Regions from separate parts of the Homo sapiens genome. Here region 1 is linked to region 2. A link is an interaction called in ENCODE POLR2A ChIA-PET data of the cell type or tissue named here. Cell type or tissue: B cell. All regions are shown on one strand.

The links. Peaks named below come from ENCODE experiments on the same cell type or tissue, not always from the same donor. Only the 100,000 strongest peaks of a DNase experiment are listed, where the experiment ranks them.
Region 1: POLR2A ChIA-PET joins it to region 2 with 6 read pairs; 1 of 35 experiments calls an interaction of 5 or more read pairs at or near these places.

The regions. Positions count from the first base shown.
Region 1 is chr2:31,214,484-31,218,483 of GRCh38, reverse strand. It overlaps CAPN14 (calpain 14), which reads left to right and starts at 969. Exons shown (of 22, transcript NM_001145122.2): 1 at 969-1,028. RefSeq lists enhancers at 3,345-3,845, 3,846-4,000. In B cell, no CTCF peak of the experiment used is centred here; a DNase peak (open chromatin) is centred at 1,608; H3K27ac peaks cover 2,850 bases.
Region 2 is chr2:30,170,676-30,174,675 of GRCh38, reverse strand. No RefSeq gene overlaps it. Among named protein-coding and RNA genes, the nearest start is that of SNORA10B, 15 kb to the left of the region's middle. In B cell, no CTCF peak of the experiment used is centred here; DNase peaks (open chromatin) are centred at 1,625, 2,065, 2,185, 3,425 and 3 weaker places.

The DNA.
Region 1 (4,000 bases), 1.0 Mb before region 2:
GAGAGATTAGAGTCAAGGCAGAGGCCAAGAAGCAGGCGGGGAGGAAGAGGACAGAGGATTTCCACAGGCAAGGGACTCTGATTCCACTGACACATATTGAGCACCTCCTGGGTACTAGGCATGGTTCTGGGTTCTGGGGATCCTAGGTGTGCAAGCGTGGAGGCAGGCAAGCTGGAACCAACTAAGCTGCTATGATGGAAATCTGTGCAAGTGGTGGTGGGAACCTAGGAGAAGGATTTGGGGGTGGGGGTGGGGAGGGAGTGAAGAAGTCTAGAGCAACCACAGGAGGGCTAAGAAATGCTTTAAGGGAAGAACAACCAGATTTGGAGCAACGGGACCCAAGGTGAACTGTGAGGAGACAACCAGTGGGAGGTCAATGTTCTGAGTCCCAGATGGCCAAAATGGGGGATTTGGAAAGTAGGTTGGGAAGGAAGAGGGAGCGATCTCAATAGCACAAATGAATCACAGATTTCCTCCTTAGCAGGAAACATCCCTGAGGGCTGCCTCAGACTCTGACAACCATAAAAGAAAACCCACAGCCACCTCTTGAAAATACTTTCCAGGCTTCTGTCAATGTTAGTTTAAACATAGGGATGTACAGGAATCTCTGTCTTGGTTCTTTGGTGTCCTGGGAGTTGTGGGGAGGTGAGCAAGCAGTATCATGTGCTCCTGCAGTGAAATGCTTTTCTAGGTCACACCTGAAAGTACCCTCCCCAGGGTTGGAAGTGAGAAGATGACTAACTCTCTCTCATTAAGGCATTACTGAAACAGGCTTTCTCTGTATGGTGTTCTAAAGAAATAATTGGATTTGTGTAATCCAGTCGCAAAGCCCTGGGTACTCCACTCCCTTCCAGAGAACACACAGTGGGGAGGAACCAAGGTCCTGGGAGGTGGGGTCGCAAATTCTTGGCTAAACACCATGTGTAGAAAGGACCCATATATAAGAGGTGGTTTCAGGCTGCATGCTTCTGACTGCACCGGGATTAGAGCTTGCCCAGGCGCTTAAAGAAGCAAAATCTCCTGTGCAGGTAAATTTCTTTAGTTCCAAGGGTGGGTCCAAGTTAGCCCAGAGGCCCTATGAGACTCTACAGGGTCTGGGTTTAGAAGGTGAGAGGATGGTATTTGCTTCTCCTGGTTTGAGCTTTGCAGGTGAGTGTATACAGAAAAAACCCTGGAGTCTGGAGATTTCAATTTTGTCCTCAGTTTTGCCATCACTTATTAGTGTGACCTTGAGGAATAGACTTCAGCCCTTTGGCCCCAATCTCCTCATTTAAAAAAAAAGATGGGAGTATCTTTGGGCCTGGGTAATTTCTGAGGTCCCTCCAGCTCTGGTTTCTCTCGAAGTCATTTGGTAGAGTTACTGATGCTGCTAGGTGCTGTCATTTCCCAGAACATAGGCCATCCCAGTTGTCTCCTGAGCCTCCTGATGAGAAGGAATCTGGGGGCAGCCAGCTTATCACTGAGGCCTTATGGGATCCTCAGAGTCAAGGAGGCCGACTGTTCTCTGTTCTGATAAGCAGTGAGGCTGGGCTGACTTCCTGTATGAAATTAGATGTGAAAAACACACTGGGACGGTGACCACACTATAAGAGTGAAATATTGCCTCAAATGATAGCTGTCAGTGTGGTGCTTGGCACGGCCCTTGCCTAGATTAGAAATCTCGAAATTGCCCTTGTCTGAGTGGTCTGCTGGCCTATGGGCACTGGAAATCACTCCTCAAAGCTCTGGAGGACTCCAGAGCGAGGTAGTCGGCTCTCAGTTCAGCTTATAACCCTCTCCTATGGAGGCACAGGGTGACAATGTTTTGGTGGGTGGTACCTAAGTGTTTCAGCCTGGGTACATCTTCCAGGCCTGATAGGGTGAGGGGTGTCTTTGACTTTCTAGGGGGAGAATTCTTGGATGAGTTAGGTACTGGCCATTTCACAGAGTGGGCACCTCATGCTGAAGAGTGAGGGCCCTTTCTAGAGTGTGAGCCTGGTCGTTGGACTGTGACTTCCTCGAGGGCAGAAATTCTGTCTAATCCATCCTGTACCCCTACCATCTAGGGCAATGCCTGGCCCATGGGGAAGCATGCAATAAAGCCTTGTTTAAATGAATTGATTCTCCCACTTTTCAAACTCCCTTGTAAATCTCTCTCCTGACCATCAAAACAAGCAGTAGAAAAGGAATGGAATTGATGTAACTATCAGTGGTATAATTGGTTTGGTGATAGATCGCTCGACCTCAAGGGTAACCACTAAGCTAATTTCTAACATATAGATTGGTTTTGTCACTTTTGAAAGTTATGTAAATGGAATCAAAGAGTTTTTGTGTCTGGATTTTTTCTACTTAATATTGTTTGTGAATCTCATCATATTGCAGCATGTAATTCTTGTTTGTTCAGAGCTGTGAAGTATTTCATTGTATAAATGGTTATCACTATTATTAATATTTATCCATGTTCATGGACATTTGGGTAGTTTTCATTTGGGGATATTTTGCATATTTCTGTTGTGAGTATTCTTGTACATGTCTTTTGGTGCATAGATTTAAGCATTTCTGTTGGGTAATAACCAGGAATGGAATTGTATCATATAGTTTGTATGTGTTTAGCTATAGTATTTACTGTCAAATAGTTTCTTTTTTTTTTTTTTTTCTTTTTTAAGATGTTTCTAATTGACTTACTTTTTCCAAAAGTTTGCCTGGGTTTTTAACTGCATACTTTGATCTTCTGGAGTAGCGTTAATCAGAGCCTAAAATGACCGGCCAAGTCTTCCAGCCCAGGAGTGGGCTTGGGAGAGGAGGGGGCTGTTAACCAGCATTCTCTCCCCAGTTCATGAGTGTGAGTGAAGGGCAGGAAAGCCCCACAAGGAGAAGACAAGAGGTTTCCAGGGAAGGCTCTGGAGAGGAGGGACATTTGCCCTGAGCTTTGAAGGATGAGGGAGATTTGAGGTAGAGGGGGTCAGGAGGAAGCGACATCTCCTTTGTAAGTTTGGACAGAGCAGAGGGTGTGTGGTGGGGGTTTGTGTACACAGAAAGGAACTAACACACCAAGAGCCTGGCCATTTGGACTTGAGGCCATGAGCTGTGTGGTTTTGAGGGCGTGACGTGAAATGGCCAGTCCTATGGCAAATGCAGGATCAGAGGAGGAGATGAGCTACCTCAGTCTGACCGCTCATCTAGCTCAAATTCCATGACTCTCTGAAGATGCAAATGCCCCTGCAAAAAAAAAAAGGAATGAATTTACATCTGCTTTAAAAGTCTTTCCTGTCCAAATGTGTTGTCAAATGTTCAGAATCATTTGATATTTTGTTTTAAAAAATCAGAAGGATTGGCTCTTTAAAAGCGTGGGAATGGATAGAAAAAGAAGAGTAGGGGATGACTCTCAGACTAGGGTGCCGCTACCTCTTGGGGTTGAAAGTGTCAGAGCAGGGCAGCTGGAGGGGAACAGAGTGACTCCACTGAAGTCATAGTTTAGGAGGAGGCTGTACAAAGAGGGTGTGCCTGTGCCGGAGAGAAGAGATGATGCCCCAGGGCTCCCCCAACAGTCAGGCCAAGCAGGCCATGACTCCCTGGAACTGCTCAGAGGTCCTGTCAGTACATGGGGGCACTGAATTGGATGACCACTAAGTTCCTTCTAGCCTCATATTTGGTTCAGCTGCAATGAGCGACGCCAGGGTGCAACTTCCACAAAGGCCGAGCGGATGTTCCTTTGCTCAGGGAAAGCTGTGTCCAGGTCGTGGCAACTCAAGGTGTACACCCATGCTCCAGGGAGTCTTATTCTCTGCAAAGATTTGTGACTATGCAGTGTCTCATAAAGTCAAATGGAAGTGGGGCAGCTGGGGGTGAGTAGGGAGCTCCAACAGCCAAGTTCTTAGACCTCCATAGAGGCATGCAGTCAGCCCAGGGGACGCCTACCCCAGCATTGCCAGTTAAGGGACTTCCTGCCGCTTCTCCCCCACCTTCTCCCAAGGTGCATGTTCCCTTTGGAGACTTGTTTTTTCTTTTAGGTCTGACCTTG
Region 2 (4,000 bases):
GTCAATTTTTGAAAGAGAAATAGAGAACGCAGGATTCTGTTTCCTAGCGAAGGTCTTGAAACCATGAAGTTAATCTCATTGGGCTTTGCACTACATTGAATTAAACTCCTAATTCTAATTTCACCAAATAGGGTTACCGAAAGAACAGGAAGTTATGCTTGATAACTGAGTTCCACTGTCCAGAGGGAGTTAAGAGGGAACAGAAAATCAATTTTGTGACTGCTGAGAAGCGGGTAAAGCTATTCCAATATGCTGGGGGGAGGTTGTTTCTTTGTAATGAGGCAAACACATTTCTGACAAGAAATTTTTCATGTGGAGGCAGGCCATAATGTTCTTCTAAATATGTTTTTGGGGCCAGGTGCTGTGTCTCACGCCTGTAATACCAGCATTTTGGGAAGACCGAGGTGGGAGGATTGTTTGAGCCCAGGAGTTTGATGCCAGCCTAGGCAACGTAGTGAGACCCTGTCTCTACCAAAAAAAAAAAATTAGCCAGGCATGGTGGCACGTGTCTGTGGTTCCAGCTACTTGAGAGGCTGAGGTGGAAGGATTGCCTGAGCCCAGGAGGTGGAGGCTGCAGTGGGCCGTGATTGTGTCACCACACTCCAGCCTAGGCAACAGAGAGAGATCTTGCCTCAAAAAAAAAAAAAAAAAGAACAAAATGTTTGGGGGCATTCTCTCCATCGTGGGCTGATAGAGGCTCTGCTGATTTTCTTTGTTCTTATGTACTCCAGGAAAGAGCCCCTGACAAGACTAGGGATTGGAAAGGTGAATGTACCTGGGATTGAAGAATTCTTCCATCTTGCATAGGTATTCCAAAGAGCTCCTTTTTGGGTGACTTTTCCTAAAAATGCATAAATGTGCAGCTTCTCCCCAAAGCCTACCACTTAGACTCTCATAGTTCTCCACTTTCTTCCCTGGGCCAGAAGGGACCACCCCAGCTTCTTGATGGCTGTAGAGCACCCTTCATTTTGCACATGGCTGTGTTTTCTATGTAAATAGTGACTTAGTCTTCTGGAGGGTCCTGCACAGCCTTTAGCATCGTGCCTTAGACGTAGTTGGCACTCAATCATGATTTGTTGAATGAATATATTCCTATGGCACTGTTTCTTTTATCTACTTAGTTTTAGCATGCCCTACAGACCATAAGCCCCTTGAAGCATTCACTTATAAAAATATTTATTGAGCACCTGCTATGCAGGTAACAGGCAAATTCTGAAAACAAAAGGAATGAATGTGGATTAACCCTATCAAATACTAAAGCATATGCTATTCTACAATTATTAAATTCTGGCTATATATGTAATTCCAATGATTATAAATAATGTGCTGTAATATAAAGACATTAAAAGTAATTTATAATGTTACTTATATGCATGTATTACAATGTGTAGATGCTTAAACACACCACATTATGAGAAAAAAATGCCTCTGTTGCATTTCCACAAGTCCCCTCAGGGAGGTGGGTGGTCCTGCTTCCTATCCAGTCTATGGGAAGGGGGAGTAGGTGCCAGGGATCATTCCTGGGGCTGGGGCTTCTCAAAGTACCTTAACTTTTACCCTCTCACCCCTTGTGATGACCTCTCACCTCCAGCCCCATACACCAACAAGGAATAAGGTGAAGCATCCAGGATATGTCCAACTCTTTCCTCCCTCCCCTGCAAAGTGCTGCCTTTACTGGGCCAGGGAGATGTAGCAGAAGGACCTGGAAGGCCCTGATACCCTGGGTCTCAGGCTCTGGGGAGATGCAAGCCATAAGGGCTGTCTGTTCTTTCTGGAGGGCACAGGAAGAAAGCAGGGGGGTTTTCTCAGCTGTTTCACTCATCTCTCCCCTCTCCTGGAAGGAAGTAGGCCCTGCACTCTCCAGCCCTGACTCCAGCTGGCTGTGTGGCCCTCTTTGGGGCTGGCTGGCTGGTCCTTAGGTATGGTCCCTGATGATCTAAACTGGTGATTAGAGTGGATTCACAGCACTTCTAAGGTTGCGGCAGATCCAGTTGAGGCTGGGTTTGATCCCTACTTGGGTTTGCAAATGGGCATTGGGGAGGGATGGTGATGTCAGAGTCTGACGGGGGGCCCCAAATCCTCAGTCATCAGATGCTTCTGCCCTCCTGCAGCCAGAGACTCACATGCTTGTTATGAAGCAACCACAAGAGTGGTTACTGACAGCGTCAGGGGCTGGGGTTGACACAGGACAGCAGAAGGAGCAAGACCTGTCACTTGGGTCAGGTACTCTGCCCCTTTCTTCTCAAGGGCAGAGGAGTTACTCGGAAGAGTTACAGGTGCCCTTCCCCAAGTGATGCCACTGGCCATGGCACCCTTCTTGGGGTCTTTGCTCAAGTCCAAGAACAGGAGTTCTTTGGCCACTGGGGAGTTGTATTCAAGCCCATGAAGCAAGTCTCAGAATCATTCTCTGGGTTTCCTCGTACAGGGCAGGAGCCTGCTCTGAGCTGGTTCTTGGGACTGAGCATTCCCCTGGGGCCACCAGCAGCTCACTGATGGAGCAGGGGCCTGGGGTGGCTGGCCTCTTCTTTACTGGTCTGGCATCTCCTCTGGCCTAAGCTGGGTGTGCTCACTGCTTTAGTGAGGAAAATGCCAACACATTTAGACCAGAACGTGGTCCAATGACTCTCCCTGCTGACCACGTGCTGGACTGCATGGATTTGCAGAAGGAAATGCCAATCTGTTTTCTCTCACTTGGAAGGGAGAGGGGGCTATTTTTTTTTTTTTTTTTTTTTTTTGAGATGGAGTCTCACTCACTCTGTCGCCCAGCTGGAGTGCAGTGGCGCTTGGCTCACTGCAAGCTCCGCCTCCCAGGTTCATGCCATTCTCCTGCCTCACCCTCCCGAGTAGCTGGGACTACAGGCACCCACCACCACGCCTGGCTAATTTTTTGTATTTTTAGTAGAGACGGGGTTTCACCATGTTGGCCATGATGGTCTCAATCTCCTGACCTCGTGATCCGCCTGCCTCGGCCTCCCAGAGTGCTGGGATTACAGGTGTGAGCCACCGCACCTGGCCGACTTTTTTTTTTAAAGCATTGTATTTGTTAATTTTTGCTTCATAACAAATGAGTGGCTTAAAACAATAAAAATTGATCATGCACAGTTTCTATGGGTCAGGAATTTGGTGGTTACTATGGTCTGAATGTTTACATCCTCCCTAAATTCCCATGTTGAAACAGAATCCCCAGTGTAATGGTATTACGAGGTGAGGCCTTTGAGAGGTGGTTAGGTCATGAGAGTGGAGCCCTTGTGAATGGGATTAGTGCCTTTATAAGGGGTGGAAGAGACCAGAATTTTTCCCATCCACCGTATGAGGACACAGCAAGAAGGCACCATCTGTAAGGAGGCAGGCCCTCACCAGACACTGAATCTGCTGGGGCCCTGGACTTCCCAGCCTTCAGGACTGTGAGAAATAAATGCTTTTTAGTTATAAGCCACCCAATTTATGTGTTTTGTTATAAGATCCCCCAATGGACTCAGACAATTTGGCTGGCCAGTTCTGGCTCTGGGTCTCCCATGAGGCTGCCATCGTACATCAGCCAGGGCTGCAGTCATCTCAAGGCCTGACTGGGGGCATCTTGGAGGCTGGATACCACAAGTACCTACCATGAGCTAGGTGGTGTACAAGTAATATATAGCAACAACAATCATAATGTACAATTGGAAGTTATTTCATGTTTACTATGTGTCCAGATGTTAAGTACTTTCCCTGAGTTACCTCCTTTATCTTCATAAAAACCCTACAAATTTGGTCTGGTTATCATCTCATTGAAGAGGTTAGAAAACTGGGGCTTAGAGGCCAGGCCTGGTGGCTCATGCCTGTAATCCCAGCACTTTGGTAGGCCGAGGTGGACGGATCATGAGGTCAGAAGATCGAGACCATCCTGGCCAACATGGTGAAACCCCGTCTCTACTAAAATTAAAAAAAAAAAAATTATCCGGGCGTGGTTGCACGTGCCTGTAATCCCAGCTACTTGGGAGGCTGAGGCAGGAGAGTCGCT